Regions from separate parts of the Homo sapiens genome. Here all the other regions are linked to region 1. Evidence: read pairs that join two places in POLR2A ChIA-PET (ENCODE). Cell type or tissue: CD4-positive, alpha-beta T cell. All regions are shown on one strand.

Region 1 (5,000 bases):
GAGCCTGAGGCAGGAGGATTGCTTGAGTCCAGGAGTTCAAGACCAGCCCTGGCAACATAGCGAGACCCCTATCTCAATTTATTTAAAAAAAATAAATAAATAAAAAATAAAAATTAATAGGCTGGGCACGGTGGCTCACGCCTGTAATCCCAGCACTTTGGGAGTCTGAGGCGGGCGGATCACGAGGTCAGGAGATTGAGACCATCCTGGCTAACACAGTGAAACCCTGCCTGTACTAAAAATACAAAAAGTTAGCCGGGTGCGGTGGCACGCACCTGTAGTCCCAGCTACTCAGGAGGCTGAGGCAGGAGAATCGCCTGAACCCGGGAGGCGGAGGTTGCAGTGAGCTGAGATCGCGCCACTGAACTCCAGCCTGGGCAACAGAGCGAGACTCTGTCTCAAAAAAAAAAAAAAAAAAATATATATATATATATATATATGCCAGGCACGGTGGCTCACGCCTGTAATCCCAGCACTTTGGGAGACCAACGTGGGCGGATCACATGAGGTCAGGATTTCGAGCCCAGCCTGGCCAACATGGTGAAACCCTGTCTCTACTAAAAATACAAAAATTATTTTTTTGTATTTGAGACTTCATGTCAAAAAATAAAATTAAATTAAAAAATAGCCGGGTGCAGTGGCTCACGCCTGTAATCCCAGCACTTTGGGAGGCTGAGGCAGACGGGGCGGATCACCTGAGGTCAGGAGAAACCCCCTCTCTACTAAAAATACAAAAAATTACCCAGGTGCTGCGGCGTGTGCCTGTAATCCCAGCTACTCGGGAGGCTGAGGTAGGAGAATCGCTTGAACCCGGGAAGTGGAGGCTGCAGTGAGCCGAGATGGCGCCACTGCACTGCAGCCTGGGCTACAGAGCAAGACTCCGTCCGTCTCAATAAATAATTAATTAATTAATTAAAATATAAAAATAAAATTTAAAAAATAGTACTCGCTGACAAGTGAATTTGGGAGGAATAAGCAAGACCTCACTCGTGGTAACGGGCGCGGGGTGGGGGAAGTCGGGGGGTGGCACACAGCGCTCAGTTAAGTCACGCCATTATGATCACGACCACCGCCCGCGGCCGCAGAACCTGCCCGCTCTGCACACCAGGGCGGACACCCACAGACGCGTCCTTCACCCGCGCAGGGACCTGCCAGGGGCGCTTATACCGGAGGGTGTTCAGAGCAGGAAAGGAAGAGATCAAATCTGAACCCGGATCCGTCTCCTACAGAACCTGAGTCGCTCAATCATCAGCTAGATCGCCCCGTGTAGACAAAGCAAGTGGAATTATTTGAAGAGTATACCTTGAGCTGGGCAATCCTCATAGAAGGTCGGGGACGACCTGCCCTTCAGTGTTCCTGGAGCATCTTCTCCAAAGTGGAGGTCGAGCCAGGCCTAGGAGGAAAGAGAGGGCAACTGCGGACGACCCCACCGCAGAAGAGGTGAAACCGACGGGCTCCAGGTAGGTGTGTCCTCCCCAACCACACCCTCCCACAGGGCCCGGAGACTGGGGAAGGCCGGAGATGAGATTAGGGTCAGAGCCACACCCCTGACCCGCGTACAGGACAAACTGAAGCCACGCGTCTACACTGGCGCTCCGAACTGCGTTGGCCCAAAGCTTCTTCACCGCTTCCAGCGGAGGGCTTAAAGCGGTCCCCCCAGCCCTCACACAGCGGGTTTTCTCAGAACCCAGTCTCCAGAGACCGCCTGGATTCAAATCCTGCCGCCGCCCTCAGCCGCTGGGAGAGCCGGGCCTTGGCCTCACCTTCTTCCCAGCCTCACCTGCAGAATGGGCGTGTCCCGAGGGTTAAATGCCCTCATCACCATGAAGCCTTAAAACGGTGCCTGGCACATGGCGATACGCAATAAACGTCCGCCAAAATGACGTTAGCCAGGATTCGCCCCGGAAGGCTTCCTGTTCTCATACAGCCCTTCAATGAGGGCTAATCCCTTTGGCTCCTTTAACAACTTTTTTTTTAATGTGGTTAGCACATTTTGTTGACTTTTTTTTTTTTACAAAGACCAAGTCAGCATGTCCTCTTAAAAATATCTTAAGAGATTATGTTTTGTTCCTACTTGCTTTGAGGAATGACTTCGTCCTGGTTGAGTGGGGTGAAAACAGTGAAATGCGAACAAGGATAATAAGACCATCTTTCCTGTACTGTTTCTTAAAAAAGGAGGGGAGTGAGGAATTAAAAATTCAGATGCTGGATTTTAAAGACTGTCATGCTAAGTATTTTCTTATCAACTTCCTTTTTTTTTTTTTGTCCTCATATAAACATAACAGTAGTTGAGTTTTTCCTTTCTTCTTGACTCAAAAAAAAAACTGACACATAAACTTCTCCAAACCAATACAGCTGAACTTTCTACAAAGATTTGTAACTGATATATTCCTTAAAGAAAATAAGAATGCTCTGAACAGAAATAAACAGTTTCTGCAGCAGTTTTATTTGAAGCCCACAAATAAAAACAGCATGTCCCCAAGGAAACAAAATAGAATTGGGAGTCGCAGCTAAAATGGCTCTGCCCTAATCCTCTCTTACCCAGTACTATGGGGTTTGTTTACAGGAAACCCTTGCCACGAGAAGTTTTCTGCTAGTTTTCAACCGTATTTTGGCATCATCAACTCAGGCATATGGAAACAAATTAAATATTCAGCTTAAAAAAAAATTACAAAGTAAAGGAAGAGAACGCTGACCTGTTCCTTTCTACCTTCTTCAGGATGGGTAGAGGCATGAAGAAATGCAGGCTCCCCTCCCCCTCCGGGCCACGCTTCCCGGCTGGGTGGAAACTATCTCATTACCACATTTTCAACAAGTAGACCAGTTTCCTCCTTTAATCAAAGTTACTTTGTGGTTGTTTGGCAGTCTGCGCATGCCATGTTTTTATAGCTATAGAAAATGCGTATTTATTTATTTTGAGATGACTATGACCATATGACAAACCTAAGTCAGCCTCTTATAGCCAATGATTTATAAGAGCTCTGAAAAGCCCGGCCTTTAAACATTTTAATAGAGGCTCTCTCATCCTTTGTAAGTGGAAGTGTAAATTGGTACAGTCCTTTTGTAAACAACTCAATGAGACAAGTCAAGGGCCTTACAAATGTTCATACATTTGGATGCAGCAATAACACTCCTGGAATCAATCCTAAGGAAACAGCCCTAATGTAGGAAAAGGTGTTAGGAACAAAGATCTTCGTGGTAACAAGATTTACTACGAGGGGGAGAGCAATACACGTTCACTCTCCATGCATGTGTGGAGGGACACAAATAAAGGAGTGGTTAGTCATCCAAGTTATGTATCCCCACACGATTACATACAGCCATTTTAGAATTAGAAAGCTTTGAAAAATAGGCCATTGGGAAATATTTATAATAGCAAATGAAAAAACCGAGATGCAAAGTTGTATTTTTAATGAACTCTAATTTTTTCTATTAGTAACGAAAAAAGGATGTAATATACATAAAAATATTTAAATTGATTTTATCAGAAAAATTTTAGTACAGACTGAATATTATATGAAAACAAAAAAATTTTATTTCATTAGCTGTAATAATGGCACGGATTATTACAGAATATGCATTATATATATATTTAAAGATGTATACTGAAGGATATAGAAGAATGACATGACATAGGAGAATTTATAATACTTTAGTAAATAAAAAAACAAGAGAATTGAACCAAAGGTGGTTAACATCTTGAAACTAGAACTTGCCCAGGCACCGTGGTTCACGCCTGTAATCCCAGCACTTTGGGAGGCCGAGGCAGGTAGATCATGAGGCCAGGAGATCAAGACCATCCTGGCTAACACGGTGAAACCCCGTCTCTACTAAAAATACAAAAAATTAGCCGGGCGTGGTGGTGGGTGCCTGTAGTCCCAGCTATTTAGGAGGCTGAGGCAGGAGAATGGTGTGAACCCGGGAGGCAGAGATTGCAGTGAGCTGAGATCGTGCCACTGCACTCCAGCCTGGGCGACAGAGCGAGACTCCATCTCAAAAAAAAAAAAAAGAAAAAGAAAAAGAAACTAGAACTGGGCATCAGATATGGGGGTTACTCATTACACTATTTTTATTATTCTCTCTACTTTCGCATACATTTCAAAATTTTTATTAAAATTGTTTCTTTTTTTCTTTTTTTACCCTTAATCCTATGATGGGTTATATTTAAAAATTTTTTTAATGTTTGTTTTTCAATAATGGCATATGTATGACCCTTTTTCTACTTTCTATTTTTCTCTAATTATTTTTCATAATCTACTTATATTACCTTTGAAATAAATTAACATTTATTTTACCAAAAAGTAATTTAAAATAAGAATAGTAAACAGTTCCACAGAAAAGTTTTTCTTGCCATGTAATTCTAGTGAATCCTCAGAATGCTATGATAAGCCTGTGTACCTTAAAATGTGAGCTTCTAAATGGTCCAAATCTTTTGGGACGGCACCGTGCCATCTGAGACTGCTGTAAATATGATCAGCTGATAAAAGGCCAGCTGCAACTAACCATTTTAAAGATTAGGAACCATTTAAAAACACACACACACACACACACACCACCTCTGGCCTCTTAAGTGTTAAGTGGCAAGATACTCTGGTTTATTTCTAAAGTTTCATGCAATAATCACGTAAGCACCGAGCAGGACAGAATTCTACATACCGCCAAGCTGACTCAGAAAGAAGGGTTCCACATTCCTTAATTAGCAGCATGAGAAAAGCACCACTTCCTGCGGTGGAGTTCCCATTTCATCCAGCCACTCCACTGGCTCGGTACATCCTCAAGTCCACGAAAAAGATTTTCATAAAGTCTGGAGACACAGTGTTGTTTAATTTATTTCATTTTACTTTGTTTTGTTTTATCCTACTTTATTCTATTATACTCTATCCTATTATATGTATTCTAATTTTTACAAATTGAAGATGTTTGTAATGACGTAGATTCTTTGTTTCTAGACTTTATGGATGCCTGTATATACTGAAATCACAGTTGGAGGCAGAGTAGGT
Region 2 (5,000 bases), 140 kb after region 1:
CCTTTCTAACATTGTGCTTGCGAACCATCCTGAACAACATATTCTTCATTGCTGATTAGCTGACCCCTCTTATTATACAGCCAAGCTTAGACTCACTGTATGGATAGTTTAGCTCGCTGATTAATTACACTGAAGTATGTTCAAGTAAAGTACAGATCTGGTAACCAACTATGTCTACTACAGGGCTTGTGGCAAGGATAGGGATGATGTGGTTAAAATCCTGGCAGACAGTGGGCACTTATTTAAAAAAAAAGAGAGGAATAAAGAGTGCTATGACTGCTGTTCAGAGAACTTGTCAGAAGTAAAGTAATACCAGTCTGCGTGTGTGTGTGCGTGTGTGTGTGCATGTGTGTCTGTGTGTGTGCGCATCTGTGTGTGTGAGTGTGTGTGTGTGTGTGTGTGTGTGCTCTCAGCCATATGGCTTCCTGTGCTTTCTGTGCTTTTCTGATTTTACAAGGTAGAGGTACAGACAAGAAAAAGGAGGCACTGATTGGATAAGAGCTGGGTTCAAATCTAGTTTGTTGCTCACTAGCTGTGTAAGTTTGTCAGTTGCTAGGTAAGTTGTTAAAACTTTACAAGCAGTGGTGTAGCACAGCTCAAAGTAGAAAATAGTGCTGTTGGTTTTCCCCTCTGCAGTTGTCAAGAAGGGGCCTCATATGCAACATGGGGATAATGATGGTGATGATTAAGTAAGAAGGCGTGTGAGACAGAGTCTACTGCCTGCACACAGCAAGCTCTTGGTAAATGTTGTCTGCCATTATCCTCATCCCGATTTCGCAGATCAAGGCTTACAGAGCTTAAGTGATGCTCTCAAAGACAGAGGCAGAGCCTGGGAAAATAACAGCTACACAACAGTGCCACCCACACCAAAATAATATATTCCAGGGGTATGGTGAATCTTTTACCTAAGGCTTTTCTAGAAATTAAGGACACCTATCAGTGATTTGAGTCTTACATTTAAATGACAACGTTGAAAAAGTATTTAAACAGGGTCTTTGGCCAGTGTAGGCTGCATTAGATTTAAAAAAAAAAACAGTTATCCAAGTTCTTGCTTTTCTGTGTCCAGAAAGTTCTGAGATTAGGGGTCTTTATCAACTGTAGGGGGCACTTATCCTTGGTCTCCCATCTGAACCTGCTTGTTAAACTTGGGGAGTTTCTCCCCTGTTATTCTTGGTAGGAAGCAGTATTGGTTTTTCACCACAGAAACTGAAAATGTCAAAAATTGATTTCCAGTCCTCCTGAGGGATTTAGGGTCACCCAAATCCTGTATGATATCATCTTACTCAATTACATCTGCAAAAATCCTATGTCCAAGAAGGTACCATTCTGAGGTTCTGGGCAGACATGAATTTTGGGAGTAGCAGGGAGACTCTATTCGGCTCTCTACGCCTACTAATAATCTTTATTTATTTTTATTTTTTTGAGATAGAGTCTTGCGCTGTCACCCAGGCTGGAGTACAGTAGTGCGATCTCAGCTCACTATAGCCTCCACCTCCCGGTTTCAAACAATTCTCCTGCCTCAGCCTCTCGAGTAGCTGGGATTATAGGCAGCCGTCACCACACCTGGCTAATTTTTATATTTTTAGTAGAGACAGGGTTTCGCCATGTTTAATGTGAGAAATATTTCATGCCTGTAATCCCAGCACGGCCTATATTTCTCACATTTAATGCGACCTTTGTATGTTTCTTTCCTTTTTTTTTTCCTTTGAGATGGAGTCTTGCTCTTGTCACCCAGGCTCGAGTGCAATGGCACGATCTCAGCTCACTGCAACCTCTGCCTCCCTGATTCAAGCGATTCTCCTGCCTCAGCCTCCCAAGTAGCTGGGATTATAGGCGCCCACCACCACGCCCAGCTAATTTTTGTATTTTTAATAGAGATGGGGCTTCACCATGTTGGCCAGGCTGGTCTCGAACTCCTGATCTTGTGATCTGCCCGCCTTGGCCTCCCAAAGTGCTGGGATTACAGGCGTGAGCCAGTGCGCCTGGCCAGATCTTTGTATGTTTCTTTGTGGATATATTGATGTATCAGATGGTACAGGGAGTGCTGCCCCGACCCCGCTGGAGGTGCAATGTAATATCAGATATAGGCACCGCATTACATTTCTAAAATATAAAAAGTGTAGAATTCCAAAGTGTATTGGGCTATAAGGGTTTGGATAATAAATTTGGATGTATATTTTACGTCATTTTAAAGCTGAGGAATAGAGACACTAAATACCAGCGCCGGTGAGTGACAGTGCCTGGACTGGAATCCAGGGATCGGAGTTCTGAGTTGAGTCTCTAACCACTAGGCTCTCTTAAGAGAGGTAGACTGATGCTTATTAACTGCATGAACGAAGGAGTAAAGGAGGCTGACTGGGCCTTGTTCCAATTCCTGGGCTGTTTTGCCTGCTGCTAGGGAGATTCCTATCTTTCTCTGGCAGAACATCTTTCTAAGCCCCGTGCTGCAGCTGTAAGTGTGCGTGCGAAACATGCATGGACACACACCACACACACACAGACTCACACCTTGGAGAGGAGCTGCATGCTGTTATATTTCCTGGAGCTTTGTGGCTGCCTGTTGTTTCAGCGATCTCATCTTTATGAATGAGGCGACAGAACCCACTAGTAACCAGGCGAGGGAGTGAAAACAGATGCTTTTCCAGCCAGGCAGGGCTGTGCTGAGCAGTTTGTCACTGGTTAAACCTCTGTCTCCATCAAGACACACTCCCTGTAAAAAATGATTACCGTTCTCTCTCTCTGACTTTAGGAACTGCTCCGGTCCTGAAAACTCAAAGTCACAGCTAACAGGAAAAGGATAATTTGTCTGTTGGATACTTAGACCAGAATAAGGCAATGGGGTACAGTGATGCTATTTCTGAAAGTGTGAAGGCCTAATTTCCTCCAGCCAAGAGAGGAAGTGAGCCTGCTTTGCGTGCTTGAAAGCTTCCTTGAGAGGAGGTGAGGTTGCCTCTAGAAGGCAGTGGAAAATCAACGTGGTTTTAAGTGAGCAAAAGTCTTCAAAAAAGCCTCAGGAATAAGATAGGCTATAGGTTTGGCCAAGGACAGACCATCAAGCAATATTGTTGATTGAAACACAGTTGTAGAAAGGTGAATACTGTATGATTTCCTCTACGTTTAAAAAAAGGACATGTATCTGCACGTGTGTGTGTGTGTTTAGATGTGTAAAAATATTTAAAAAAGGACGAGAAGAATACTCTCTTACCATTAACACAGGAAGTAAATAAAAAATGGGGTGGGGGTGGGGAAAGCCATGTCAGAGGGAGAGAAGGGTGAGTTTCTATTTTCAGTCATATATACTACAGTGTTTTTCCTTTACTTCTGTAATCTAAAATAAAAATAAATAAAGTCAACTGGCAAAAGCAAACACCCAAGCAAACAACTACATAATAAACAGAAAGCCCTTTAATTTCTAAGAATCAGGAGGCTTCAGAACATGAAAGAACTTCCTGGTTCGAGGCATTCCTCGTGAAATCATGTTTGGAAGCCAATCTGGAATTCTACCCCGCCCGGAACGAGGTAGACTCCATAAAGCAGTATTGAAATTTCCCTGTTGAACAAAAAATAAATGTTTGATGCTTTCTCTCGACCTCTGTTTAAAGTTATTAACTCTTCTTTTATTTAACTTTTATTAAAGTTATTAACTCTTCTTTCAGCTTACTGCTGTGGTGGTGTGTGTGTGTGTGTGTGTGTGTATGTGTGTATGTGTATTTAAAGCATAGGAAACATCCAAATGACTAATGTTGTTTACATTCTATTCTTTAAAATACACATCATACTAGATGAAAGCATAAAACAATATCTTTAAATATTAAAGAAAAACAATCCTGTTTAAAAACCAGCCTCTTCCAGAGCCTAAGAGAGATACACTAGGCCCTTGAGGATGCTTGAGACTGTGCGCAAAAAAATTGGGGTCTTTGGTTACTCTATTGTAAAACAATCAGGTTGCATTCTGGCTTTTAGATTGTTTTAAGTGAAGTTTCACTACTTGCTTGTTACTTTTGTTTAACTTATTCCTTATAAATTGGGTTAAGTAGAAAATAGGAAGAGAAAGAGGAGCCCAAGGAAGGTGGTGATGGTAGGTAAAGCTGGGAACAGGCACCCCCCTTCTGCCTCATCTCCACTTGCAGGGACACCAGTAATTCAACAAATGGTGGCTGCCGGCAACACCTCCGGTTGAGAAGCTTTCCTGGTTATGAACCTGAAACAGGCTTTTCTTAGGAGAAGAGCATACTTAATTACTGGAATCTCAATCACATGCGCTGAAAGAATAAATGACCAGCATGGGCAGATTTTGATTAAGACTTGTCAAGGGGGAAATGATTTTCTTAAGTTTGGGATTTTTAACTTTATAAGATAGTCTTCTTGTTGGCAAAATTCGTCAGTGTCTCTGGGGCTTTCAGGCTACAGGATTGTGTTAGAAACAGTCTGTGTGCCATCACCTTTTAGAATATGTCCATATTAAATGAGGCTCAAACAAAAAACATTTTGTTTCTATATATCAAATAAAATAAAGAAAAGGTCCTTTGAAAGCTTGATCGAAACGTTAGGTTTTGTTACTGTCCTTTTCAAAGCACTATTATCATATTATTTCTTATTCGATTCTCTTAGCAACCCGGGAGGTTGTCAGAGTAAACAATCTTCGTGTTATAGATGCGGGAGAAAATGCATAAAAGGCTAACTCATGCATGTAAACAATTGGTCAGAGAGTTTAGGATTCCTAGTCTGTTTTACTCAACCTTTCAGTGAGGGCGAGTATAGTTCCTAGCAGGTTGTATTCAAGCATCTCCTCCAGGATTCATCTTGTACTAAAAGTTATGGAAAAAATCTCGATAAGCTCAATAAAATATCCAGAGAGGAGGCTTACTTAAGCACAATGCACCCCAAATCCTTACTTAAGACTTTTGGGAAGGGATTCATTTTGCCTTTGTCATCAGGTACGTGCCAGAAGCATTTGTAAGTCTTGCCAGGAACTTGACTATTTTTGCTTTGTTTATTAC
Region 3 (5,000 bases), 240 kb after region 1:
AAAGAAAGTATTTTATTGAGATGGAATCTACTCCTGGTGAAGATGTGAACATTGTTGAAATGACAACAAAGGATTCAGAGTATGACATAAACTTCGTTGATAAAGCAGTGGCAGGGTTTGAGAGGACTGACTCTAATTTTTAAAAAAGTTCAACTGTGGGTAAAATGCTATCAAACAGCATCTCATGCTACAGAGAAATCTTTTGTGAAAGGAGGAGTCAGTTGAAGCAGCAAACTTCGTAGCCTTATTTTAAGAAATTGGCACAGCCACCTCAACCTTCAGCGACCACCACCCTGATCAGTCAGCAGCCACTGAGGCAAGATCCTCTGTCAGCAAGAAGATTACAACTGTCTGAAGTCTCAGATGATCATTAGCTTTTTTGCCAGTAAAATATTTTTACATTAAGGTCTATAAATATTTTTAGACATAATGCTATTGCACATTCAATAGACTACAGAATAGTGCAAACATAAATTTTATATGCACTGGGAAAAAAATGTGTGACTCACTTTATTGTCATATTTGCTTTATTGTGGGGGCCTGGAACAGAATCTGCAATATCTCTGAGATATGTCTGTGGTTTTTTTTTTTTTTTTTTTTGAGAAGGAGTTTCGCTCTGTTGCTGAGGCTGGAGTGCAGTGGCATGATCTTGGCTCACTGCAACTTCTGCCTCCCAGGTTCAAGTGATTCTTCCGCTTCAGCCTCCTGAGTAACTGGGAATACAGGTGAGTGCCATCCCACCCAGCTAATTTTTATATTTTTAGTAGAGGTGGGGTTTTGTCATGTTGGCCAGGCTGGTCTCAAACTCCTGGCCTTAAGTGATCTTCCCGCCTCCGGCCTCCCAAAGTGCTGGGGATACGGGCAGTATGGAGTCTTTTCAGATTGGCTACTTTCACTCAGTGATGTGCACTTATCTTTCCTCCATGTCGTTTCATGGCTTGATAGCAATTTTTTTTTTAAGTGCTGAATAATATTCTATTGTCTGGATGTATTACATTTGTTTATCCATTCATCTACCAAAGGACATCTTGGTAGCTTCCATGTTTTGGCAATTATAAATAAAGCTGCTATAAACATTCATGTGCAGATTTTTGTATAGACATAAATTTTCAACTCTTTGGGTAAATACCAAGGAGTACAATTGCTGGATCATATGGTAAGATTATGTTTAGCTTTGTAAGAAGCTGCCAAACTGTCTTCCAAAGTGCCTGGACCATTTTGCATTTCCACCAACAATGAATGACAGTTCTTATTGCTGTACATCCTCACTGGCATTTGGTAGTGTTGTTGTTCTGAGTCTTGGCCGTTCTAATAAGTGTGTCATGGTATTTCATTGTCATGGTATTTCATGGTATTTCATGTGTATACTTGGCATTGCCCAGATGACATAAGATGTGCAGCATCTTTTCATGGTTTATCTATGATCTGTGTGTCTTCTTTGGTGAAATGTCTGTTAAGGTCTTTGGCCCATTTTAAAATTTCATTGTTTGTCTTCTTATTGAGTTTTAGGAGTTCTTTGTATATTTTAGATAATAGTTCTTTATCAGTTGTGTCTTTTGCAAATATTTTCTCTCAGTCTGTGGCTTATCTTCTCATTCTCTTGTTGTCTTTCATGCAGCCTCTGGAGTTTTTAACTTTCTGACTTGTCCACACATGAGCTTCCAGTCATGAATCAATTACACTTCAGGTGTAAAAAAATAATCTTTTTTTTTTTTTTTTGACATGGAGTTTTGCTCTTATTGCCCAGGCTGGAGTGCAATGGCGCGATCTTGGCTCCCTGCAACCTCTGCCTCCCGGGTTCAAGCGATTCTCCTGCCTCAGCCTCCTGAGTAGCTGGGATTACAGGCATGCGCCACGACGCCTGGCTAATTTTGTATTTTTAGTAGAGACGGGATTTCTCCATGTTGGTCAGGCTGGTGGCGAACTCCCAGGTGTGCCTACCCTGGCACCGGTTCCCACGGAGCTTTCTGCCCTGGTAAATTGTGATTCCGGATATTCGTCTGCTGGTCTCTCCAGGTTGGGGAGTAATGGTTTGCCCCATGACCTCTCTTGCCATAAGAATCTAAAAGAACTGTTTGGTTTTTAGTTTGGTTAGCCTTCTCCTTGTTGTTAGGATGAAGTGCTGACTCCCAAGCTTCGTGCTTGCTGGACTGGAAATTGGAAGTCTGCCTGCCAGTTTTAAGAACCTAAAAAGTGATGAACTGAAAATGTCAGGTAAAGGGATTTCTTTTCTTTTCTTTTCTTTTTTGTCATTTGGTTGGATTCTAAATATAAAATTTAGGCTTCTGGTAGAAGTTCTAAAGATGCCTGAAAGAGGATAGTTTTGACTGATATGTTTGTTGGCCACGCGTGGGAAAATGGTGTTAGTGAAAAGCACATGAATCCTGGTGCCAGCAGAAAGTGGGCATGAATTCTTCTTCCGTCAATACCCAGCTTTGTGCCCCCAGGCAAGTCACTTCACTTCTCTGAGCTTCCTTTTTTTAATCTTGGAACTAGGTATTGAGCCAGTAACCGGAAGTTGTGGTGAGGGTTAGAGGAAATTTGTATATAGAGCATTACAGAAGGCATATTCCCCGTTAGTGCATACATGATAAAAAAGAAACATCACAGAACATTATAGAAGTAAAATATTTTCTTTCCTTAAGTATGGAAAGAAACTGATGGAGTGTTTACTTAATTCTACAAGGATAAAAGAAACTATTCAAGGTTAACACAATGCAGACTGAACTGAAGAGCGTTATGTGGAAAGCAAATTTGAATAACGGAGAAAACACAACTCATTCTCACAGCTGTTGAAAGTCTCTGGGCACATTGGGTAAAGGCTAAGAGGTTAAGCTTTCCCCCTTGGAGCCTTGTGGTCATTGGGAAGATTCTCCTTTGAGGGAATCATTCTGTAACATAGTAATTGGGTAGTAAGAGAGAATTGTCTTGCTAAGAGCAGTAAAGTAAGTGGCCGAGTAGCAAATCTTCATCAGTTATCAGGTGCATCTCTTAAAAAGGCCTATGTAATACTCAGCAACAGGATCACGCTATTGTGTTTGGGAGAATAAACTTATTTCAAGCACAAAGATTCCTCCTTCCTCTTTTAAAATCTCTACTTTCTGTGCTCCTCCCCACTTTGAGGGAAGTGATACACTAAAATTAAGTGATGGCTTATTATCATGGTTAACCAGTCTGTCTTGAATTTGCAGCCTGAGCTGACCAGCGCTTATCCTCATGTGACCTTGGGTGAATTAATGGACATCTCTGAACCTCCATTTTCTCCTGTGTAAAATAGCAGCTGCAGCAAAAATGAAATATCAATAATCTCTGAAAAGAATTTAGCTCAGTGTTTGGTGAAGATTGCCTCTCCTGAAGTCTAGAAAAGGGCTGGTTTGGTATGTATTCAAAATCTAAATGTTCTTTTGAAACAGCAACTGAGAAACACTGTATTGAAATTAAAGTGGCAGTTTAGAAGAAGTTTAAAAAGCTGAGAAAGTATGGATTTTGCGATGATCAGGGGTAATCTCGCCACCTGCAAGAGAAAACAAACATCCTGCTATGTTTTTTGCTTTGCTGTAATCACTTCGACATCTAGCCCGTAAGTGAACAAAGATGGGAAAAGATTGGCAAGGATCAAAATAGAATTGGAGAAGAGTTTCAAGAAGAGGTCAATGGAGGGGGACAGCTTATCAGTTCTGGATGGAACCTGGTCATGAACACATATGGAGAAGACTGACAGGTGAATGCACAAGCAGCTCTTGCAGTTGTTCAGGCTCACATGAAGCCCTGGACAATGCTGTGCTGCTGTGGCTGCACCTGCTACCAGCCTTGACACTGCATGTTCTCTATAGAAATGCTACTGCTCTTGAAGGGGTAAAACTGGTTCTTGGGAAGACATGAGAAAATCTCACTTTAGAAAATATTAATATAGGCCGGGCACGGTGGCTCATGCCTGTAATCCCAGCACTTTGGGAGGCCGAGGCGGGCAGATCACTTGAGGTCAGGAGTTCTAGACCAGCCTGGCCAACATGGTGAAACCCCATCTCTACCAAAAATACATGTATAAAAAATTAGCCGGGTATGGTGGTGCATGCCTATAATCCCAGCTACTCGGGAGGCTGAGGCAGGAGAATCACTTGAACCCAGGAAGCGAAAGTTGCAGTGAGCTGAGATCACGCCACTGCACTCCAGCCTGGGTGACAAGACTCCATCTCAAAAAAAAAAAAAAAAATCTATCTATCTATCTATCTATCTATCTATCTATCTATCTATCTATCTGCCAGGTACAGTGGCTCACGCCTGTAATCCCAGCACTTTGGGAGGCCGAGGCAGGTGGATCACCTGAGGTCAGCAGTTCAAGACCAGCCTGGCCAACATGGTGAAACCCCGACTCTACTAAAAATACAAAAAAATTAGCCAGGCGTGGTGGTGGGCACCTGTAATCCCAGCTACTCGGGAGGCTGAGGCAGGAGAATTGCTTGAACCCAGGAGGCGGAGGTTGCAGTGAGCCGAGATCGCACCATTGCACTTGAGTCTGGGTGACAAGAGCAAAACTCCGTCTCAAAAAAAAAAAAATAATATACGTAATACACAATATATGTACCATACAAAAACAGATAACAGTATACATGTGGTATTGAAGTATCATGGGGGACAATTGAAAAAAAAAGTCTAAAAGGCTCTCCGGAGGATTACAGGTGAAAACAGCTCTGAGAAGCACTAACTCACACCACTAGAACGGGGCAGACGGAACATGGCAGAAGGGCAGGGGCCCGATACAGGACCTCAAGGAAGAAAGGAACTTGGGAGGACAGGGAGGTGGCGGTGGGCCTTGGGAATAGGGATTTTGTGAGTTTGGCAAGTGGGAGATTCCCCTTGAGGTAGCAACGCAACCCTCTTGCTTCTTCCTCCTCTCAGTTTGGAAGGCTGTGCCACGTGGCAAGAAGAGAATAAACATCTTGGGAATTCTGGCTGTGCTGTACATTTGCTGTGTGGCCTTCGGCAAGCTACTGACTTCT
Region 4 (5,000 bases), 68 kb after region 1:
TCTTGTGCCTCAGCCTCCCAGGTAGCTGGGATTACAGGCGTGTGTCACCATGCCTGGCTAATTTTTGTATTTTTAGTAAAGACGGGGTTTCACCCGGTTGGCCAGGCTGGTCTTGAACTCCTGACCTCAGGTTGACCAGCCTGCTTCAGCTTCCTAAAATGCTGGGATTACAGGCGTGAGTCATTGCACTCGGCCTCTCCTTAAGGTAAATCCCTAAAGGTAATATATATCTGCATCAAAGCGAACCTCTGTTATTTTTTGTTTTATATTGCCTAACTGCCTTTTGGAAAGGTTATACCAAATTACCCTTATTCTGAATGTGCAAGAAACTTTTATTTTTATTTTAAAATTTTATTTATTTATTTATTTTGAGATAGAGTCTCGCTTTGTCACCCAGGCTGGAGTGCAGTGGCGCAATCTCGGCTCACTGCAACCTCTGCCTCCCAGGTTCAAGTGATTCTCCTGCCTCAGCCTCCTGAGTAGCTGTGATTACAGGTGCCCGCCACCACGCCCGGCTAATTTTTTTGTATTTTTAATAGAGACAGGGTTCCACCATATTGGCCAGGCTGGTCTCGAGCTCCTGACCTTGTCATCCACCCGCCTCTGCCTCCCAAAGTGCTGAGATTACAGGCATGAGCCACCGCGCCTGGTGTTAACTTTTATTTTTTTTGAGACAGGATCTTACTCTGTCACTCAGGCTAGAGTGCAGTGATACCATCATGGCTCACTGCAACCTCTGCCTCCCAGGCTCAAGCATTCCTCCCACTTCAGCCTCCCAAGTAGCTGGGACTACAGGTGCACACCACCACGCCCAGTTAATTTTTGTATTTTTTGTAGAGATGCGTTTCCTCATTTTACCCAGTCTTGTCTAGAACTCCTGGGCTTGAGTGATCTGCTCTCTTCAGCCTCCCAAAGTGCTGGGATTATAGGTGTGAGCCACTGTGCCCAGCCTGATACCTGTACTTTTACTTTCTTTCTTTTTTTTTTTTTTGAGATGGAGTCTCGCTCTGTAGCCCACGTTGGAGTGCAGTGGCGCAATCTTGGCTCACTGCAACCTCCGCCTCCCGGGTTCATGCCATTCTCTTGCCTCAGCCTCCAGAGTACCTGAGATTACAGTCACACGCCACCACACCTGGCTAATTTTTGTATTTTTAGTGGAGACGGGGGTTTCGCCATGTTGGCCAGGCTGGCCTTGAACTCCTGACCTCAGGTGATCTGCACATCTTGGCCTCCCAAAGTGCTGGGATTACAGGCATAAGCCACAGTGCCCGGTCCATATCTGCAATTTTTAACCATTTATGAGATCACTTCACTATCTTGAGATCTCCACTTTAATGTATTCAAGGAAAAATGCTTAGTTGTATTGTGAAATGGATCACTTTAGAGAAAAGAAAAATGCCTACAATACAGTGAGCTGGTCAATTTTCCAATGCCAAAAGATAAACGTGAATATCCCTTTCAGGGAATTAGCCAATGTTTCAAGCAGCATGAAGGCAAAATTTGAGTTGAACATTGTAATACAAATAGCTCTTGGGAAATTCTTATGAGTACCTTTAAATAGATGTAAATCTATTAAATCAAAGATTTAATTACTTAGTATATAATAAGCAACCCACTATTAATAATATAAGAGGTAATACTGCCTTTCAAATTTTTCCCTTTCAAATTCTTGGAATTATTAACTATGTATGCCCCAAATAATGGGTTTCTGATGGTGTATTTCCCCCTGGAAAAGAGCATTCTATGCAATGCCCAGTTCCCAGTACATAGTAGACATTCAATTAAAAAAAAAAAAGTTGAGGCCGGGTGTGGTGGTTCACACCTGTAATCCTGCCGCTTTGGGAGGCTGAGGTGGATGGATCACATGAGACCAGGAGTTCAAGACTGGCCTGTCCAACATGGCGAAAACCCGTCTCTACTAAAATTACAAAAAGTAGCCGGGTGCAGTGGCGCACGCCTGTAATCCCAGCTACCTCAGGAGGCTTAAGCACGATAATTGCTTGAATCTAGGAGGCAGAGGTTACAGTGAATTAAGATCCTGGCACTGAACTCCACTGCACTCCAGCCTGGGAGACAGAGGGAGACTCTGTTTCAAAAAAAAAAAAAAAAAAAAAAGTTGAATGAATAAATGGCATATTACAAAGTTAAAAAGTAAAGCGTCTGTCTTATCAGTCAGTTTATCTAATCAGCCAGTTGTTCAGAAGCTATTAATAGGTAACTGATGGTGTAAGTCCAGTGTGTTTTAAATAATCCTTTTCTGGACTTTTATGTTCTTCCTAAGGAGAGATAGGAAACTGGTGGACAAGTGTTGGGTTTGCTACAGTCATGTTTTCTTTGGCTCAGATGGTATTCAAACATTTTGAAATAGTCACCAACATTTCTAAAGCTTCTACATAAAAATTGGGATTTCTGGCTTTCCTTAACAAAATGTGAGCTCTGGCCACACCAGGTCCAAACTCCAAGCCGCAAGGCCATAGAAGGGCTGTGGGCAAGGGACACCTGCCCCCTCCCCCTTTGATTGCCGCGGCCCCCGCCTGGTGGCCGGCCTCTCTTTTGCCACCTGCCTGGCCCCGGGAAGGCATTTTGACTTTGCCACAGCCTGTTTCTCTTTTTAAGTTTGGTGTGTGTACATTGAAGATCTTATATTATTGCCTCAATTCAAAAAAATGTTCTTGCTCTCTCTCTCCCAAATTTTCAAGACCTCACTGCTCCTGAACCTTCTGTGATGGCCTGGGCTTTGTTCTTTGTCGTCACCAGAGAGAGTAGCAGGAACAACTCTCTAGAGAGACCCATCTCTCAGCCGACTCCACTGTAGGTTGGTGGCAATCAAAGACATCGGAATACTTTCTCCTGTGTGTGCGGGGTGGGGGAAGGGAAGGTTGAGAGAAAGGAAGAAGCATAAAGATTAGGAGGGCTGTTGCTCAACCTTCCTGTTCTGGGCCAATCGTGCCTGTCAGACCAGCTACAGAAAGACATGCACTTGTAGTATGTTTTTTTGGGGGAAAAAGTATCTTGATTCTACTCTGCTTTGAGAAAAAAAAAATACTGTTAACTCTCTTTCTCTGTATAATTAGACATCAAAATACAGAGAAATGTTCTTAGCACTTTGCTATCAGAAAAGCAGACATTTTCGACTTTGTAGATTCCATACAAGATAAACGCCTTGACCCTTGCTCCCCATCCCCAAATAAAATGCCAAACTTCAATTACCAGTTCGTAAGTAGTCTGCATCGCTTTATTTTTCCTTCTGACAGTAGGTGTTTGGTGTCAATGTACATTTTCTTACCACAATGATTTCCTTCCCTAAACTATTAATTTTGTTTTTATGAATAATACAGTATGCCCCAGTTATTATTTAGTTTGATTGTATGCTAGCCTCATGCTCTGCATTTTAATTTAAGTGTAACTGCGCAGGAAAAAAATGCAAATCTCTTCTATTCAAATTCAAAAGAAAATAAATGGATTTTTTATGGCCTAAAGGATCTATTCATTACCAAATCATTTATCTTTTCAGGAAGAACAGTTTATGTATCCAATATGCTCTCGTGCTGTCTTTATTTTCTTTATTTTTTTTCTCTTTTGATAAATATGCTCACTCTTTCAAGTCTCTCTTGAATCTCTGCCGATAGGGGCAGCTTATAGCAGCAAGAACAAGAATATAATTAATAGCATTAAACAGAAAGCAAAGGTTGCAGAGAAAGCTTGAACATATTGGATATTTTAAAAATAATAATAAACAAACCTAAAATTGGATTGTGTCAAATGAATTTTTATTTTAACAATTGTAACATTAAGAAAAAGAGATACACAGTTGGCCCTACCAAAACAAAATGACAAAGGGGTGGGAGGAGAAGTCCGTGTTTTCAACAGACTAGCTTTTTTGGGGTCTTGTTGCAAATAGCCTGAAGAGGTAGAAGCATTACTGATTTTGCTTCTAACATGATCGGCTCTTGGAAGTTTGGCATTTTGAATTCTGGGCTATATTTTTTTTATTTTTATTTATATCTTGATTAAATAAGCCAGTTTAGAGGTCACTGCATCTGGGAGGGTGTCGTAATACACAAACAGCTGTGATACACAAAGCAGTTTTCAGTAAGTATCTTTCATGTAGCAGCTGGAATGGCTTTCTCCTGAATGAGAAAGGCCCCTAAGTGAGAATAGTGGCAAGTGTGAGTTTATGTATGTCATTTTTTTAAAAAGACATTTGTCTTTTTCTAGAGTACTGTACTTTAAAAATCATATAATTGTGTTAAAGTTACCCAGAATGTTGACTTTTCCCTATTCATGTTTATGTATCAAATTGGATTTCAGGGCAAATTCAATGGGTTTCTTTGTTCTTTCTAGATTAAGTCCAGATAAATAATCTGGTTTCGTTGTGGCTGCATTGTTTAAATCATGCTAATTATAGTGCTTACAATACAATGGCAGAGGGGGCAATTTAAATGTTCATTTGAAGAAGAAAAAAATCTGATGCTGAGCTCAAAAATGTACAGTCACTCTAACCGCTCCCTGAGGGCCATTTTAAGACTGGTTTTCAAAGACTTGTTTACCTTGAAATTCTTACACACCAGGCATGCTTCTATCCTCACGACCTAGGTACGGGAATGTTAGTGGTCTCTAAGCTGACTTGGAGTCTCATGTAGATAGAGTTCTGATTTCAGAACAGGCTGCTGGCTGCTTCCATGCCCCTCAGAAGGAGCAGGGAGTCCTCCCCGGCCACAGACTTGTAGCCCTTTTTGACTGAAGGCTTCCAAAATGAAAGGAAGGGGTTGGCTTTTGAAGAGGTGAAAGAGAGATCCTTTGAGGGAAGGACTGAATGAATGAGCAGCCTCAGGCCAGGGCGAGATAATCAAGAGACTATCTGACCTCTAATTCCTTCAGAGACAAAAATAAATCAGTGCTCAAGGAGGCGCTTTTATTAATCACTGCATGTTTCCTGTCAGAAGAAATGATGGGATTAGGGTGGGAAGAGAATACACGGGACATATAAGCAAATGTTT
Region 5 (5,000 bases), 99 kb after region 1:
AAGTGATCCACCCACCTTGGCCTCCCAAAGTGCTTGGATTATAAGCGTGAGCCACCATGCCTGGCCAAACTTTCGTATTTTTAAATCATGCTTGACACTGAAGCCAAAATAAGTTCCTTTTCTGGGTGTATTTTTATTGTAATGTCCAAGGATACACATGAATAACTGCACATAATTGTAGGCTAGACCAATATTAGGCAAGCTGCATTCATACATCTCTTTCCTCAAGGCTGTGTTTGCTTGAATTTTCAAATTCTTGGTCACAATGAGTAAGTCAATTTTCCTCATGCGACTTCACCTTACAAGCAGGTAAGTTCTTAACTATATGCAACATTTGATTTCACCACATGTATGACTTTTCTAAGATTGTAACTCAGGCACCAAGGCATCATCAATTGAGGATAAAATTCTTTTGGAAACTCAAAATATTTCAGGAATCTTAAATATTCTACTTACAGATGGGATAAAATGTGTTCTCTGTCCATGGAACCAGAACATGTGGTGAGCACAATTCCCTGAAAAATAAAAATAAAAAACCCACCCTGTCTCTACATTCTGTGCATTTTGCTGTCTGTATGTTCTTGAATTGAAAGATCCTCTCTACCAGTTCTGAGAAGCAATTTGTTATTTTCCTCTAAACCCCTCGGTTGTGGCGAGACTTTCCTCCCAGCTGAATCGGTCTGCTGCAAGAATGTACTTGCGTGATACTTAATCCCTTAGTGGGAGCCCAGATAGAGTTTCTTGCCAGAACTAGAGATTGCCCCTTTTACAAATTCCCCTTTCTAAGCAAGCTATGATAACCCACATTTGGGGCCTGCAACATCCTTTCAGTGCATTTTTAAACAAGAGAAAAGGGCTCCATCTTGTATCATAAATTACAGTAACATCCTTTCTAACCACAGAGGTGCAGTTCACATGAGCAGAAACAGTCTATTTCAGGATCTCATGGGTAAGCTGTATACCCATGAACAACTGTATAAAGTAACTGTTTATAACTCCTAGACCAGTGGCACTCTGGTTAACTGGTTCTAGTGGGTGGAGGCAGAGGAGTCTTGGTTGTGTTTGTCAGTTTCCACGGTGTAAATATTCCCACCATGTCTAATTTTAGACTGCAGTCTGTGAGGATAGAGTTGAAAAGACATGTGCAAAATCAGCTTTCCAGAGCCAGTACAAAGAGTTCTGATGCACCACATTCTCAAACCTTCCTTTGACTTGAGACCCAGAACCGAAATCTCTTGAAACAGCAGCATCCTATTCTTTCTTGGACAAAGTTAACAAAAATGAGGTTTTGTTACAACCATGATATCTTGTCTCCATCACAAAACCCCAGAGGCCTTGCTAATTCTTTCCAAGTAACAGAATTTACCTAAATTGTGCCAAAGTTAATATTAAACCTCAATCACTGTTCTGACCCAGGGCATAAACATCCTGAGAAATCAAATGCTTTTTTGTATTAAATACATGTGTACGCACACACACAAGCTCACACACACATGCGCACACATACACACACAAACACAAGCACACACATATATACAAGCACACACACACACAAACACATACACACAAGCACACACATATATACAAGCGCACACATACACATGCACACAGGCTCAAACACACACATGCACATACACGTACACATGCATTCACACATTTACATACACATATACACAGGCACACAATACACACCTGCACACATACACACACATATACACACACAAAGCATCTCATTAGTGACTCCCTGCTGTGAAAGGAATTTTATTTAAAAATAATTGTCACATGTACTTTAGGACTTGTAATTATTTTAACAAAATGTTCTTGTCATGTTGATGACATTCTAATGACATGTTATTGGTATTTTTGTTCTCCAAATGCGAATGTTTCCCAGGAAACTGACCAGTGGGAAGGAAGGTGGGTGGGGAAGTGAAAGTGTGTCAGAAACTGCAAGTTAGAGTTCTGCTTAACTCAGTTTAAGTTCTAGGGTGACTAACATTTTCTAGGGAGGAAGAGCGTTCTGGTTTCTTAGGAGTAACTGCAAACCCCTTCTCTGGGATCCTCTGAGCTTCCTCTGCATCCTGAGCAAATGCTTGTGACACAGAGTTGGTGCTTTTGATTTCTTTATCTGATTATCCTATTAGATCAGGCTCTTCATCAAGTAGCTGGCTTCTTTATCTCTTTAACACTCTCCAGTGTCCAGAAAAGTACCTGAATTTGTGTGTGGAACAAGTGACATGACTTATTTTCAAAATGAAAATGATACCATTGAGATTTCAAGATTCAAATGAGCTCATATTTTTTATGAATTCATCCTATGCAATTCAGCCCCTTTTAAGGTCTCTACCGTGGCAGCCAACTCTGTTGAAAGTAGCATGGGAGAGAGTGGTTTTTGCAGATGGCTCAAGCAAATGACAAGGGGGTGATGTGTGGGTTAAAGGCAGCAGGTTAATAGTGTGGGCAGAGAGAGGAATGTGGAACGGAATCACAGCTTTGTTGTGGCACTGAATCGCTGTGAGCATTGGTTTGCTCAGCTGTAAACTAGGCTCACATCTAAAGCCTAAAGACGTTGTAAAGATTAAATGAGATAATACGCATGGAAGGCTTAACAGGCTGACTGGTCCAGGGTCATTTTCACTCAACAAATGTAGTTCCTGTCCCTGCCTTCCTCCCTCCACCAACTACCTCTTTTTTTTCAGTTAAGTGTGTTTTTAAAAATTGTGGTAAAATATACGAGACAAAAATCTACCAGTCTGACCATCCTCCCCTCCCCTCCCCTCCCCTCCCCTCCCCTGTCTTCTTTTCTTTCTTTTTTTTAACAGGGTTTCACTTTGTTGCCCAGGCTAAAGTGCAGTGGCATAGTGACAGCTCACTGCAGCTTTGACCTCCCCAGGCTCAAGCCATCCTCCCATCCTAGCCTCCAGAGTAGCTGGCACTACAGGCATGTACCACCATGCCCAGCTAATTTTTCTATTTTTTTTTTTTTTTTGTAGAGATGGGGTCTTGCTATGTTGCTCAGGCTGATCTCTCAAACTCCTGGGCTCAAGCAATCCTCCCACCTCAGCCTCCCAAAATGTTGGGATTACAGGCATGAGCTACCATGCATGGCCTCATTGTAACCATTTTTCAAGGCATGGTTCAGTGACAGTAAGTACATTCACCTCATTGTGCACCCACCACCACCATCCATCTCCAGAACTTTTTCATTATTCCAAACTGAAATGCCATCCCTGTTAAACACTAACTCCCCGGCCAGGCATGGTGGCTCAGGCCTGTAATCCCAGCACTTTGGGAGGCCGAGGTGGATGGATCACAAGGTCAGGAGTTTGAGACCAGCCTGGCCAATGTGGTGAAACCCCGTCTCTACAAAAAATACACAAATTAGCCAGGCGTGGTGGCGTGCACCTATAGTCCCAGCTACTTGGGAGGCTGAGGCAGGAGAATTGCTTGGACCCAGTAGGCGGAGGTTGCAGTGAGCTGAGATCGCGCCACTGCACTCCAGCCTGGCTGACAGAGCAAGACTCTGTCTCAAGAAAAACAAAACAAAACAAAAAAAACACACTAACTCCCATCCGCCCCTTTCCCACCTCCTGGCAACCTCCACTCTACTTTCCGTCTCTATACATTTCACTATTCTAGGTATCTCATATAAGTGGAACCATACAATATTCATATTTGTCCTTTTGTGTCTCGCCTCATGCACTTAGCATAATGTCCTCAAAATTCATCCATGTTGAGGCATATATCAGTATTCCCCTTTTTTTTTTTTTTTTTGAGACCGGCTCTCACTCTGTTGCCCAGGCTGGAGTGCAGTGACACAATCACAGATCACTGCAGCCTCGACCTCCCGAGCTCAGGGCTCAGGCAATCCTCCCACCTCAGCCTCCCAAGTAGCTGGGACCACAGATGCACACTGCTACATCTGGCTAATATTTCCTATTATTTTTGTAGAAGGGGATCTCCCTGTGTTGCCCAGGCTGGTCTTGAACTCCTGAGCGCGAGTGATCCTTCTTGGCCTCCCAAAGTGATGGGATTATAGGCGTGCCACCACACCCAGCCCAGAATTCTATTTTTTAAGGTGGAATAATATTCCATTGCATGTATATATTACATTGTGTTAATCTGTTCATCTGATGATGTACATTTGAGTTATTTCCACATTTTCACTATTGTGAATAATGCTGTGGTGAGTCCTGGTGTACCAATATCTGTTTGAGCCACCTCCTTTTTCAAAAGTGTGTTTGACAGTCTTGGACTCCATTCTTTTTTTTTTTTTGAGATGGAGTCTCGCCCTGTCGCCCAGGCTGGAGTGCAGTGGCGTGATCTCGGCTCACTGCAACCTCTGCCTCCCGGGTTCATGCCATTCTCCTGCCTCAATCTCCTGAGTAGCTGGGACTACAGGCGCCTGCCACCACGCCCGGCTAACTTTTTATATTTTTAGCAGAGATGGGGTTTCACCGTGTTAGCCAGGATGGTCTCGATCTCCTGACCTTGTGATCCGCCTGCCTCGGCCTCCCAAAGTGCTGGGATTACAGGCGCGAGCCACTGCACCCGGCCTTGGACTCCATTCTTACCTAAGACATTGATGGTATGTGTTCCAGAACAGCCTCCAATCTCCCTCCTTAGGATTCCTTGAGTCCAGGAGTTCGAGACCAACCTGACCAACATAGCGAGACCCTGTTTCTACAAAAAATAAAAAATTAGCCAGGCCAGGCACGGTGGCTCACGCCTGTAATCCCAGCACTTTGGGAGGCCGAGGTGGGTGGATCACCCAAGGTCAGGAGTTCGAGATCAGCCTGGCCAACATGGTGAAACCCCATCTCTACTAAAAATACAAAAATTAGCCAGGTGTGGTGGCATGCGCCTGTAATCTCAGATACTCAGCAGGCTGAGGCAGGAGAATTGCTCGAACCCTGGAGGTGGAGGCTGCAGTGAGCCGAGATTGTGCCACTGCACTCCAGCCTGTATGACAGAGTGCGACTTCTTCTCAAAAAAACAAAAAT
Region 6 (5,000 bases), 51 kb after region 1:
CTTGGGTACCTCTTCACACTTCAGTTTTGCCATCTGTAAAATGGGTATAGCAATGGTATCAAACCTTAAGCGGCATTACGGAGGCCAAATATGCTAATGTGTATGTTTGGTGTAGAGTAAGCCCCAAATAAAGACTAGCCATTGTTTTCGTGGCCATTTTTTGTCTGTTGAGAAACTGTTAATGCAGCAACTTTCTCCGGGTTAGAGTTGGATTAACTAACAAGCTTCTGAGGAAAATATTAAAATTTCCCGTGATTTTCCACAGTGGCTATTTAATATATATTACATCAAGCAAGCAGGTAAAGAAAAGCAATACTTTCAGGTGTAAATACAGCACCTGGATTGGGTTGATTTTGGTAATTCGGTTTTTTTCCTTAGACAAAGCTAGGTTTTCAAGCCAAACAGTACACAGCTGTAGAAAACAGTCACTTAAAATTTCAAAAGGTTGCTCTGTATGTGTAATTACTATTATTATTATTATTTCAGACAGAGTCTTGCTCTGTCGCCCAGACTGGAGTGCAGTGGTGTGATCTCGACTCACTGCAACGCTCAAGGGATTCCCATGCCTCAGCCTCCTGAGTAGCTCGGTGTAAAATTACAGGCATGTGCCACCACGCCCGGCTAATTTTTGTATTTTTAATAGAGATGGGGTTTCGCCATGTTGGCTAGGCTGTTCTGGAACTCCTAACCTCAAGTGATCCGCCCACTTCGGCCTCCCAAGGTCCTGAGATGACAGGTGTGAGCCACCTTGCCCGGCCCCGTATGTGTAATTATGTATCTACTTTTATTCTTGATGTTGTTTATAAGTACATTCCCTCTTGTTTTTCTTACTCATTCTTACCAATGGACTTAAACTTAATTTTATTGGACTTTACAAAGAATGAGTGATTTTTTTTTTTTTTTTTGAGACGGAGACCCCGTCGCCCAGACTGGGGTACAGTGGCGCAATCTCGGCTCACTGCAAGCTCCGCCTCCCGGGTTCACGCCATTCTCCTGCCTCAGCTTGCCGAGTAGCTGGGACTACAGGCGCCCCGCCCGGCTAATTTTTTGTATTTTTAGTTTAGACGGGGTTTGTTTCACCCTGTTAGCCAGGATGGTCTCCATCTCCTGACCTCATAATCGGCCCGCCTTGGCCTCCCAAAGTGCTGGGATTACAGGCGTGAGCCACCGCGCCCAGCCGAATCAGTGATTTTACTGATCAAAAAGTATTGGTTGTTTTTTATTTATGTGACAACTTCCGCTCTTAAGTTTATGAATTCCTTTGTATATTAGATTATGGAAGTGTCTTTAAGAAATAAATACAATTTTAAAATATCTATCTACAGGTAATATCCACATCTCTATGTCTATCGATAGAGAATAACATTTAGGGAAACGGAGAGGGGAGAGGGAGCTAGAATGGAAAGGGCACCTCACAGATGATTTCTCCCCTAACAAATTTTTGTTTTGTTTTGTTTTGCTTTGAGATTTTACTTTTTTGCAAGAAGAATCTATTTAGGTATTAGTTGAATTTTTCATCGGTCAGGTCCAAAGAACAAGGGGGGGTGGGGAGGGGACGGCGGGAGAGTGTGGCAGGGTGTGGGCGGGGCAGGAAGAAATGGGGGCCCACCCTGAAGGCTTTCTTAGGTCCTTTTCTCAGCCATTTTCCTCCTTCCCCAACCGGAGAATTGCCCCGCGTGTGCAAGGAGCGGCGTGCCTCCACGCAGCAGCAACAACAACAGCCGCGCGAGTGGCCGCAGCGTCCACGCCGCCCGCGAGTGGCCGCAGCGTCCACGCCGCCAGCGCAAAGTCGGTGCGCACAGCCTGGCGCGAGTTCGAAGCTGGAGAGGGCTGTAAAATAGATTGGGGGGCGGGGGAGACCACGTGATTTTCTGGAACGCTGGCTCGCCTCTTTATTTTGATTCTCGAGTAAACTTACAATCCCCAAAATGCGTTGAGGGCATCGGAAAGAGTAAAGTCACGTTCCGCTGGAAAGGATCACTTCTTAAGTTCACATGAACCTATTCTTTGATCCTCCTTCATTGCTGCTTAAGATTTACTTCTCTTTCAAATCAAATAATGTGTTTCTTTCTCATTCTGAGAAAAGCTTTCAAGATGTGATTTCCCTTTTGAAACACTTTGAAGTCTTTCCCCAGCACATCCTTTCTTAAAGGGATTTGGTAAGAGGAGATAGGCCTGGAGGCCAGGGCATTTTAAAGTCACTTTCCAAATACCCTGTGTTCCCTTAAAGAGTCTTGAATTGAAACATCCCAGCTGCTGGAAGACGTTTCCAAATGTGACTCTGTGGCTGCAACACCCTAATGTCTTCTCTCCTAGGACCCTGGTGGGTCATAAAGACAGACAGAGCAGAAAGGAAGCCTTTAGTTTTTTAAGTAAAGCCACTTCCATGGGCTTCCTAAAACAACAAGGATTCTCACATTTAGTTAGTCCTCTCTGTTAGGACATCAAGGGAGAAACAGCTGAAATCCAGGGCTGAACATTTCCTGGCGCGGCTAGATTTGAAGCTTCCAGTATGTGGAGTATCACCTTCATTCCCTCTGGGGGCGTCTATATGGTTTGTGCCAGGTGGGAGCACCTGCCCCGTGGTGGCCAAAAATACTGACAGCAATTCAAGCTTCTCACTTCCGAATGAGATGTTTGTACACGAAGTGACCTTTAATTGTGTCTTAGAAACTCATGTCAGATCAACATGTGGTTTCACTTATTCAGGAGAGGTTATTACATTTCAAGCTGTTTTGTGTTAGTTTTTAGCATTTAAATGAAGTATTTTCTCTTTCATATATTTGATGTGGCTCAAAGAAGCTTGCTTCTTTTTCTTTTTTTTCCTTCATAGATTTTATTGTTTGATTAGATCTTTTTGTCAAGTCAGATCAAAGATGGCTTTTCCTTTCTTTAGGAGAGAGATCTTTTATGAAAACAAATCAATAGAACAGATTTCACAGTAAAGAGGCATTTTGTTTAAAAGATTTTGAAAAGAGGAAAAAGATTACAATGAGGGTAGAAGAGAGATGTTTTTATTTTTGTATTCTATTTGTCTGTCAAAGAGTTAGATGAAAGCAAATACTTTGGCATTCTCAACTTCAGATTTACTGTGGGGAGGCTTTGCAGACTCAGCTAGATAGACACATCCTTATAGAAGAATTCACTTTACCTTTTAGCATCTGGGAATATCCGAGAGCTGGTGGCTCCTCCCTACCTATCCCTGCTCCCTCCTAAGATGATGTAGATGCTGGATTCTTGGCTTTTTGGCATCTTTTTCAGATGAACTCCTTCACATGCTTCAAGAGAAAATGCAGGAGTTTCTAGATAGCATTCATGTTTTTGTAGCAACTTTTAGTTCCCTCTATCCAGGGGCTACCACAGTATATTGAAATGATGTGTTTACTTGGTGGCTATGCTGCTCTTTAGGGGCAGGAAAGGGCTGGTTCACCTTGTCCCTCTCCCTGCTTGTCGGAGCTCAACAAATATTTGTCAATCTGAACTGAACAAAGGCAGAAATGTGGTCAGTATTCCCTGTGCTATTTCTTTTTTTTCTTTTCTTTTTCTTTTTTTTTTTTTTTTGGGATGGAGTTTCGCTCTTGTTGCCCAGGCTGGAGTGCAATGGCACGATCTCTGCTCACCGCAACCTCCACCTCCTGGGTTCAAGCAATTCTCCTGCCTCAGCCTCCCGAGTAGCTGGGATTACAGGCACGCACCACTGTGCCCAGCTAATTTTGTATTTTTAGTAGAGACAGGGTTTTTCTCCATGTTGGTCAGGCTGGTCTCGAACTCCCGATCTCAGGTGATCCTCCCGCCTCAGCCTCCCAATGTGCTGGGATTACAGGCATGAGCCACCGCACCCAGCTCCTTGTGCTATTAAAAAAAGATAATTAAGATTATATTGGGAGTATTTGGCAGTCACCAGGTAAATAACATCTGTAAAACATCATAGATGGAATATATGGATGCCTCTAGACAGCACTTATTATCTCACTCAATATGTGTTTTTCTTATCTGTCTCTTTTTTTAAAATTTTTTTTTTTTTTAATTTTTTGTAGAGACAGTGGTTTCACTGTGTTGCCCAAGCTGGCCTCGAACTCCTGGGTTTAAGCAATCCTCCCACCTTGGCCTCCCAAAGTACTGGACTTACAGGTGTGAGCCACTGCACCCAGCCAGTACCTGTCTCTTCAGCCTAAAATGTCTGCTCCATCAGGGCAGGATTTTGTGGTAAACATTTAGAACAATGCCTGAGACATAGCAATAGCTCAGAAGTTATTTGAAGCAATCTACACATTTCCTCTTTCCCATTTCCGGGCATGATGAAGGGGTAAATTAAGAACAGTCATCCAAATAATTCAAGTAAAAGACAATCTTGAGGCCGGGTGAGGTGGCTCAGGCCTGTAATCCCAGCACTTTGGGAGGCTCAGGTGGGTGGATCACTTGAGGTCAGGAGTTTAAAACCAGCTTGGCCATCATAGTGAAACCCTGTCTCTACTAAAAATACAAAAAATTATCTGGGCATGGTGGTGTGCGCCTGTAATCCCTGCTACTCGGGAGGCTGAGGCAGGAGAATCGCTTGAACCCAGGAGGCAGAAGTTGCCGTGAGCCAAGATCGTGCCACCGCACTCCAGCCTGGGTGACGGATCGAGATTCTATCTCAAAAAAGAGACAATCTTAAGTGATTTGCCAATCCAGAAACCTCAGTTGTGTGGTTGCTACAATTCTCCAGTTGCCTTGGCTGTGAGTGAGGACTTAGGCATCCAGAGAGTACATCATGTATATAATAGTTGATGCCTCTCCAGTGCCCCAAACAGTATTATCAATATATCTTTTGTTTTGTTTTGTTTTGTTTTTGAGACAGAGTCTTGCTCTGTTGCCCAGGCGGAGTGCAGTGGCATGATCTTGGCTCACTGCAACCTCCTGCTCCCAGGTTCAAGTGATTCTCCTGTCTCAGCCTCCCAAGTAGCTGGGATTACAGGTGTGCACCACCACACTCAGTTCAATTTTCTATTTTTGTAGAG

Evidence for each region. ChIA-PET counts read pairs that join two places held together with the same protein. Peaks named below come from ENCODE experiments on the same cell type or tissue, not always from the same donor. Only the 100,000 strongest peaks of a DNase experiment are listed, where the experiment ranks them.
Region 2: POLR2A ChIA-PET joins it to region 1 with 14 read pairs; 21 of 35 experiments call an interaction of 5 or more read pairs at or near these places.
Region 3: POLR2A ChIA-PET joins it to region 1 with 12 read pairs; 14 of 35 experiments call an interaction of 5 or more read pairs at or near these places.
Region 4: POLR2A ChIA-PET joins it to region 1 with 10 read pairs; 21 of 35 experiments call an interaction of 5 or more read pairs at or near these places.
Region 5: POLR2A ChIA-PET joins it to region 1 with 31 read pairs; 17 of 35 experiments call an interaction of 5 or more read pairs at or near these places.
Region 6: POLR2A ChIA-PET joins it to region 1 with 35 read pairs; 24 of 35 experiments call an interaction of 5 or more read pairs at or near these places.

Annotation. Positions count from the first base shown.
Region 1 is chr20:53,607,052-53,612,051 of GRCh38, forward strand. It overlaps LOC105372672 (a long non-coding RNA gene), which reads left to right and starts at 1,303. Exons shown (of 3, transcript NR_134576.1): 1 at 1,303-1,460. RefSeq lists enhancers at 1,459-1,778, 3,719-3,768. In CD4-positive, alpha-beta T cell, no CTCF peak of the experiment used is centred here; DNase peaks (open chromatin) are centred at 1,880, 2,790 and 4,690; H3K4me3 peaks cover 2,335 bases; H3K27ac peaks cover 2,638 bases.
Region 2 is chr20:53,748,627-53,753,626 of GRCh38, forward strand. No RefSeq gene overlaps it. Among named protein-coding and RNA genes, the nearest start is that of ZNF217, 160 kb to the left of the region's middle. RefSeq lists enhancers at 1-218, 2,162-2,663. In CD4-positive, alpha-beta T cell, no CTCF peak of the experiment used is centred here; DNase peaks (open chromatin) are centred at 355, 2,525, 2,915 and 3,215; H3K27ac peaks cover 2,683 bases.
Region 3 is chr20:53,844,832-53,849,831 of GRCh38, forward strand. It overlaps LOC124904934 (a long non-coding RNA gene), which reads left to right and starts at 652. Exons shown (of 4, transcript XR_007067664.1): 1 at 652-725; 2 at 3,192-3,377; 3 at 4,900-5,000. RefSeq lists a silencer at 2,483-2,542. In CD4-positive, alpha-beta T cell, no CTCF peak of the experiment used is centred here; DNase peaks (open chromatin) are centred at 540 and 2,510.
Region 4 is chr20:53,675,331-53,680,330 of GRCh38, forward strand. No RefSeq gene overlaps it. Among named protein-coding and RNA genes, the nearest start is that of ZNF217, 84 kb to the left of the region's middle. In CD4-positive, alpha-beta T cell, no CTCF peak of the experiment used is centred here; a DNase peak (open chromatin) is centred at 2,881; H3K4me3 peaks cover 290 bases.
Region 5 is chr20:53,705,952-53,710,951 of GRCh38, forward strand. No RefSeq gene overlaps it. Among named protein-coding and RNA genes, the nearest start is that of ZNF217, 110 kb to the left of the region's middle. RefSeq lists an enhancer at 2,052-2,101. In CD4-positive, alpha-beta T cell, no CTCF peak of the experiment used is centred here; DNase peaks (open chromatin) are centred at 780, 1,900 and 2,500; H3K4me3 peaks cover 297 bases; H3K27ac peaks cover 2,129 bases.
Region 6 is chr20:53,658,546-53,663,545 of GRCh38, forward strand. No RefSeq gene overlaps it. Among named protein-coding and RNA genes, the nearest start is that of ZNF217, 67 kb to the left of the region's middle. RefSeq lists enhancers at 1,667-1,726, 1,737-1,796, 2,717-2,776. In CD4-positive, alpha-beta T cell, no CTCF peak of the experiment used is centred here; DNase peaks (open chromatin) are centred at 1,776 and 2,596; H3K4me3 peaks cover 1,647 bases; H3K27ac peaks cover 1,444 bases.